Linked DNA regions of Homo sapiens: region 2 is linked to region 1. A link is an interaction called in ENCODE POLR2A ChIA-PET data of the cell type or tissue named here. Cell type or tissue: PC-9. All regions are shown on one strand.

What was found. Peaks named below come from ENCODE experiments on the same cell type or tissue, not always from the same donor. Only the 100,000 strongest peaks of a DNase experiment are listed, where the experiment ranks them.
Region 2: POLR2A ChIA-PET joins it to region 1 with 5 read pairs; 2 of 35 experiments call an interaction of 5 or more read pairs at or near these places.

The regions. Positions count from the first base shown.
Region 1 is chr13:112,790,431-112,794,430 of GRCh38, reverse strand. The region is part of intron 2 of ATP11A (ATPase phospholipid transporting 11A); the gene reads right to left. LOC124903252 (a long non-coding RNA gene) reads right to left here. Exons shown (of 2, transcript XR_007063947.1): 2 at 1-4,000. Among named protein-coding and RNA genes, the nearest start is that of ATP11A-AS1, 38 kb to the right of the region's middle. RefSeq lists an enhancer at 3,630-4,000. In PC-9, no CTCF peak of the experiment used is centred here; a DNase peak (open chromatin) is centred at 2,220; H3K27ac peaks cover 3,347 bases.
Region 2 is chr13:112,692,042-112,696,041 of GRCh38, reverse strand. All of the region lies in intron 1 of ATP11A (ATPase phospholipid transporting 11A), which reads right to left. Among named protein-coding and RNA genes, the nearest start is that of ATP11A, 4.0 kb to the right of the region's middle. RefSeq lists an enhancer at 3,850-4,000. In PC-9, no CTCF peak of the experiment used is centred here; a DNase peak (open chromatin) is centred at 1,781; H3K4me3 peaks cover 1,308 bases; H3K27ac peaks cover 1,118 bases.

The sequences.
Region 1 (4,000 bases):
ATCCCAGGGAACTCATTTAAAGGGTCGTGACTGCACTGACACAGCAGTACCATCGGGATACAATCAACTGAAATGAGCATTTTATTCCACACGTTAGAGTGGGAAGGCTGACAATGGTGGACAGTTATCCTTCGCTCATCGTTGTTGAATTGTAAAAATGTAAGTATTTGCCTGGGGACACAATGTAATGTAACACTGGGCCCTTCGACTGTGATACAATCAGTAGACGTCCTCAATCCTAGGAGCTCCTGGCGTGAAAGCCACAGCATAGAACCAAGTGGTTTTCCTCCTACAGGAAATCTGGGAAAACCGAGTGGTGCTTGGCACCTCTCTTCACCTCCAAAGACACCATGTGTTTTGCTGAATGACACGGGACAGTCATTCTTTTCGTTTCTCACTTGTACGACAGACGCCATAGCCAGAGTCCACAGCTGCCCTGGCTCTGATTTTGGCCCTGAGCTGGAACGCCTCACTAGTGTCTGAGCCTCAGGTTTCCGCTGCCTCCTGCCCCTTGGGGTAGCCAGTCTCTGTTTTGTGTTACTTGCCAGCAGTGTGGTGTGCAGACAGGGAAGAGCATGGCCTCACCTGGCCTGCCTCTGGCCTCTGGCTGCGAGACGAACCCGGGCACTGTCCCCTGCCAGCAGCCCAGGCGCCCGCAGGAGCACCTACAAGCTGTCTGAAGCCTCAACTAGTGTTCACCTGAACACAGCTCCAGCACCACAGGGCCCACCTGACAGTCCTGAAAAAGGCGGGGACGCCGGACACCCATCTGCTTGGGACAAGCAGCCACTCGCATGGAACTGAGGTCACTCTTTTGTTTATGACCGGGAGGCAGGGATGCAAAACACAGAAAATTATGCCAGGATGGTGGATTGCTGATGCCGGAAATTCGTGAGCACCCAGAGGGGCTGTTAAGAAACGTGCCCCTGGATGGGCGCGGCGACTCACGTCTGTAAACCCAGCACTTTGGGAGGCCGAGGCGGGTGAATCACCTGAGGTCAGGAGTACAAGACCAGCCTGGCCAACAATGGCAAAACCCCATCTTTGCTAAAAACATAAAAATTAACTAGGTGTGGTGGTGGGCACCTGTAGTTCCAGCTACTTGGGAGGCTGAGGCAGGAGAATCACTTAAACCCGGGCGGTGGAGGTTGCAGTGAGCCAGGATCGCACCATTGCACTCCAGCCTGGGCACAGAGAGAGACTCTGTCTCAAAAATGAAAAGAAAGGGCCCCTGGCTCTGCGGAAGGAAGTCCAAGCCCAGTGCCAGACTACAGGGGCTCTATCCTCTTCTGTGGCCTCAGGCACATGACTGAGCTCTAAGCCTCAGCTTCCTCATGGATACATTGGTAATAATCAGTATTGGTGGGCTCACAGGGTTGTTTTAGAGATTACATGATATAATAAACATGGAAATCATTTATACAAATAGAAGTCATGAAAACACTGGCTATACCTACGAATTGCAGAGGGAATTTTTTCTCCCCAATTACCAGAAGGATTCAACTTTCTTGAAGGCATGGAGGGACAGTATAGTCTAAGCCAACATTTAATTCTGTAGCCTCCTGTGGGCAAAGCTGGGAACCATGTGAATTCTGTGCCCCAAAGTACAAATCTGGAAAAGGAGGCATGCAGTGATCCATCCCTTTGTGGAGTTCAGGATTCCCCACGTGGGGGGTGCAAGCAGGCCTGGGGGAGCTCTGCACAGCACAGGAAGCAGGGAACGGGGCGTGCTGGGCTGTCATTTCAGGTTTTGACACTGCCCAAAGTCTCTCCCCCAAGAAGGAAACAAACTCTATCATCACCTATCACCAGTAACTGCACTTCCGTCAAACAGATGAGAAGTTAAAAATAACCCGACAGCATTTTCATCCTCTATTACGACTTCTTCCATGACAAAGGCTTTCATCCTTTGATTTCATAAAAGCAAACTTGCTGAGAACAAGCTTCTGTGGCACTTAAAAAGTCTTAACTACTAGCATTTCTTTTTTTTAGGTAGAAATCATTTCCTCCGCCACCCCAGGAAAACATAGATACATTATCACAAATGTATTCTCCAAAATCAGTCGTAAACTTAGGTCTTACAAATTAAACAGCATTTTTTTTTCACACATCCTGAGCTGTTAAATGAAAACAATTATGAGTCATCAATTCCAGGCTCGAGAATTCCACTTTGGTTTACCTGGATCAAGGTTACTGTCAGGCCAGCTACCTGCCTAGATTCCAGACTCCAGCCTTTCTGAGGGCCTTTCCTTCCTGAGTTCCATTAGCAAAAGAGGTATTGCCGGATGTAATTTTCCCTTGAAATTACACAACCTCATCCACTTGAAACTGAGACTAAGCTACTAATCCCACCTCTGTGAAGAGCGAAGATCTCAATGCATGGGCGGATTTGAGAGCCCCCTTCTGTCCTCAGAGGTTGAGATGAAAGGCGGCCAAGTGCTCTCCTGGCCCCGCCACACCCTCCACCTGCACGCAGACGGCGCTCCTGAGAGCCTGTTGACCCCGGTCTGTGCGTTCCTGAGTGAGGGCTTCCTGGTAGGAAGGAGACTTACGGCTTCTCAAAGGTCCTGGAAAGCAGCAATAAGCCCACAAAACCCATCCTGACAACCTGCAGGGCTCCCCGGATCAGAAACTGAAGAGACCTTGAGGGGCTCCAGTTCCACAGGGAGCAGCGGAGAGGAAGGGCCCAGCCGAGGGGGAGAGAGGGTAGCACAGAGCCAGGGAGCAGGGCCAGGCGGAGCGAAGCCACCGAGGCCACTGCCTGCAGTGACGTTCGAAACGGACAGTAGGAAAAGGACAAAACTTGAATGACACAGCAGAGGGGTCAGGAGTGGGAGGCAGAATTCGCCATGCTCTGTCATCTCCTCCAAAGCCGCCATGGGCAATGACAGAAGTGCAGCTTCCCGCCAGCCCCTGCCAGGGGTACCAGGACCCTCCTCCAATGCCTGGATCAAGCTCTGCCGCTGCTGCTGGTTTCTTCCCTGTGACCCCACACAGCACCCTCATCTGCAGGGAGAACCAGGCATGTGGGGCTGTCGGGCGAGCTCCGCCCCAGGAAGGGAGAAGCCAGCTCCCAGGGGGCAGGCTGGGTGATGCCTTCACGGCCCCCATCCGGCTCAAATGAGCCACACTGTGCAGGGGGCGCCGCGGTTCCACACGCCCATCACCCATATCCTGGAATCCTGCCCTACAAGTCCACAATGGCACCGTATGTGGACACCTGGGTGCTTCCTGCCTCTCTGTACCTCTGGGCTGCGCAGGCTGAGTTCTAAGCAGTATGTTTGGGATTTGTTTTGGGCTGGAGGGTGGGGGATGGGTGAAGTACATATAAGCTTGGAAACCATCTTCAGTGAGCTCCGCCTGAGACTGCGTCGACTTTGTAAGTATTACCACTGCAGAGACAATATTTTGGATGTGATTTCTCATCAGTACATTTCTCCTTCCATGAATCATGACTGGGAAACCACCCACAGGACTTATCTGGTTGGGACTTTGTTTTTCAGCATTTACATATCCTGTTTCTAGAGGTTAAAGCTATTAAAATTTTTTGCAATCCTGTAGTTACAAATTAATCCCATAAAAAAGGCTTTGAAAAGGTGACCTTTTCTGTTGTAAAATATTCTTTAAAAATGTGCAACTCTTCAAGAGCACATAAATAATTAAGAACCACAGGGGTCTACATGCCAGGATGCTTGAGTGTGAATTAAGTAAGTCTCCACAGGAGTCTACACATCAGGACACCCGGTGTGGATTAAGGAGGTCTATCGCAGGGGTCTACACATCAGGACACCCGGTGTGGATTAAGGAGGTCTATCGCAGGGGTCTACACATCAGGACACCCGGTGTGAATTAAGTAGGTCTCCACAGGAGTCTACATGTCAGAATACCCGGTGTGAATTAAGCAGGTCTCCACAGGGGTCTACACATCAGGACACCCGGTGTGAATTAAGTAGGTCTCCACAGGAGTCTACATGTCAGAATACCCGGTGTGAATTAAGCA
Region 2 (4,000 bases), 98 kb after region 1:
TGTGGGTCTGTCAGACTCCGACGCCTAACCTCGGCACCTCTGGGATGTACCATTTTGTTCTTCTCAGATAATAATATCCAAGTGAAAGAGAAAATCATCCCTTATCTGATCTTCTTGAATTTCTACTCTGTAAAACTTGCTTGCTATTGATTTTTATTGCAAATAAATAGCATTTTTACCAGCATTTAACTTGGTTAAAAAAACATTGATAAGTCTGGGACTTGAGAATCTTTTATTAACCCTGTTTCTATTGAACATATGCTCCAAGCACCAGAGAACAATTTGTATTTTGGGTTTTAGGGTTTAATACATCTGTAAATAGAGGATTTCATGTGTAGTTAAGCAACTATGTATTTTTATTCATGGATTCAACACAGTTTTAACTAATTGTAAACTGAAGACAGTGTTCTTATCCCTAGAAATTTAGCTGACTATAGCCAAACCTAATAATACAAACTTTTTTCCCTCTAGGTTATTAAATTCACTCCCTGGCAAGAAATAAAAGCACCTCAAGATGCTTGTTCCTAATAAGCAGATATTCAACAGGGTTCCAAAAAGCAATGGAAATGATTCAACCTTTGTGTAGACACAAAGGTGAAATTATGCATCTGGGCAGACTGCTTTAGAATGTCCAGGTGGAAGACACGAGGCCCTGAAGACAAGAAGGGTGCTTGGTGAATTCGTGTGATGAGCTGCCTGGTTAAACATTTGTTCATTATGAACACTTTACGAGTCTGTACTGCAGGCTTGCCACCACACTGCTGGAGACAGATTATTAGTCTTGGATTCTATGCCTCAGGATTCACTTATTTCAAATACCTGAAGACCTTGGCAGCTAAAGCAGCTTAACTTAGTGCTCCTGTGGTGTAGACTCCAGCAGCTGAACAACAGCAAGGTCCCACTGGATCGTCTAATCCTGGATTAGGAAAAGAAACTCCAAAATTATGTGGCATTTCTAAAATTTTAAAACAGGGGCTGGCATAACTGAGTTAAATAAATAAGTCTGTCTTTCAGAAGGGGCAACCTCACAGTTGAACACTGATGTTCACATTATACACCATTCGGTAATAAATAAAAGAAGCAGATATGTATGCATGCATATAAATAGCTGGACTTTCTAGAAGGTTTAACACACTCTAATATAGCACTGCTTCAAGTTCTCGGGAAGCAAAAATGTTTATTTTTCTCTTAGAAAAAAACTTATAACAGTTTGTGTTGAAAGTAATTATCTACTGTCAGCAAGGAAATCCTTCAGATCCTTCAATGTTTTCTATCTTAGAATGTTAAGAAGCAAGAATGGTAAGGTAGAAACAAGCAGAAGCTCTGACAGGCAAAAGAACAAAACTAACAAGGAATATCTGGGCTGAATCATTGAAAGAAGATTATAGGACCATAACAAGACTGAGTTCTTGACCCACAGAACTCTGAAGAAAAATCAAATGCCCTACATAGAGGCATGGAAGGGAAGAGGGAGGGAAGCATCCTGCCCACGCCGGGATGCTCAGCCTTACAGAGATCAAGGGCTGTTTTACCACAGCGTGTAAAGCTTTCTGAATCCTACCTGAGCTCCACACCATGCTCAGTGTCAGGGTGCCCGGTTTACCTCTCCTGTGACCCACGACGCCAGCAGGCCGGGACCCACAGGTAGCTGAGCAGCAGCACTGGCAGCCCATAGGTTTGCTCTCTCCCCAGCCAACCCTACCCAGGGACTCAGCTATGTTAACAGCCAGGCATGACAAACGGACTGAGAGCTTCCCCATTCTTGGCTCTCCACCCAGATTACCTCATTCAACCCTCACAATAGCTATGAAATGAGTACTGCTCTTACCCTCAGAGGAGAAAACTGAGGCAGAAGGAATTAAGCCACTTGCCCAAGGCCACATGGCTAAGAAGGGCAGGGAGGCTCCCACTCAGCATTCAGGCCACTGCCCAGAGAGTATCTAAGAAAAGTATCTAAGCTACCCGCTGAGGCTGCCCTGGTTCCTCTCGGAACTTAAACTACCTGAATCGGTGTTGCTCACCTTACAGCTCTGAAGAGGAAATGGAACTCGCTCTCCATCCATGCTGTTAAAAATACTCTTATTTATTTTGAGACGAGTTTCGCTCTTGTTGCCCAGGCTGGAGTGCAATGGTGCGATCTCAGCTCACTGCAACCTCCGCCTTCTGTGCTCAAGCAATTCTCCTGCCTCAGCCTTCTGAGTAGCTGGGATTACAGGCACCCGCCACCATGCCCGGCTAATTTTTGTATTTTTAGTAGAGACAGGGTTTCACCATGTTGGCCAGGTTGGTCTTGAACTCCTGATGTCAGGCGATCCACCCACCTCGGCCTCCCAAAGTGCTGGGATTACAGGCATGAGCCACCGCGCCTGGCCTAGAAGTGCTTTTAAAGTGTTACGTCATGGAGGTCAAACTACCTCATGGCACATGCACTACCCCATGGCTCATATGCTACCCCATAGCACATACACTACTCCACAACACATACGCCAGTCCACGGCACACACGCTACCCCATGGCTCCCACAGCACATACACCACCCCACGGCACACACACTCTCCACCCCGTCCCCTCTCCCCGTACCCACAGCTCATACATCACCCCAGAGAGCATACACCACCTCACGCCCCCGACAGCACATACATCACCCTAGGGAGCATACACTACCCCACAGCACATACACTACCCCACGGCACACACGCTTTTCCCCACGCCCCCCAGAGCACATACATCACCCCAGGGAGCATACACTACCCCATAAGCACAAGCACTCCTCATGGTATACAAACACGGCACCATTTACAAATACAAAGTATCTCTGCATGGCTCCGGTCCATCCAAACACCCAAACCACCAGTAACACACAGTGTGGAGTACCTGGCTACCCTGGCCTAACCTTCATCTGTTCTCTCACTCATTTGCCTCTGCTATCTCTCCAGGGTTAATCCACAATAAAATGCCTACAGCAATGTTTTCCAAGGACTTCTTTATCTTTTAGCCACCCTCACACATCAGAAGGAGCTGGAAAGCTTTCTTTGTCCCAGGAATTCTGACTATGTGAACACCAAGAAGGAACAGGGTCTATTTATCTATCCTTTTTAATAAAGTAAGTCACATAAGGAAACCATGAGGAAATATGAGTATTCAATCCCAGACTCTTTTTTCTGTAGCAAAAGGAAATATAATTTAGTCCTACATAGTGGACGATAACGCAATTACAAGAAAACAGATCATGACTGTTTCTGGAAAAAGTCAAATTAGTTTAATACCATAGACATGAACTTAAAATGATAGAGATGAATGGCTCTGTGTGTAAATATGGGTGAGGTAGCCAGATGAATACACTGCAAAAAACACAGGTGGAATGAGAAAAACAGAAATAATATTATCCCACAACTCGTATTCCCGAGACGTTATCCAATAATGTATATGCTGGAAAAGTTCACTAAAGAATATTTACCGCTTAGATTAAAAGAAAATGTGATGCCATAAGCGTAATAATACAGCAAAGGGGAATTAAAAATGCAAGCTACGCAAACACTTATATAGATCTATATAACAGAAAACAGCTGAAGGCCTGGAGAAAGGGAGTCAAGCATCAAAATTGGACGTCTGTCTGTCCCCCTCCCAAGATGAAGGGGTCAGAAACCGGCTGGGAAGGGGGGATTCTCCAAAGGGTGAGCCGGGCTGGCCCATCCATCTCTCATTTCTATGGAAAGAGGCTGCACATTAGCCCCACAACGTGACCCTCCTTTTTAACACTGAGTGTTAGAAGGGAACGGAATGAACTGGGAACACCGCGGGCAAAGTGAGTGTTAGTCCCTTCCCTCTTCCATTTCGCTCGAAGGAAACAAAGCAGGAAAATAAGGTGTCTAGGGACCCACACTTCTGAGCGACACAACTGAGAACAGAAGCTTCCGCCCAATAAAGCATTTCTCTTACACTGCAGGTTACCTATAGTCACTGTGATTGGGTCTTCTATAACGTTACCACAGTGAAACAC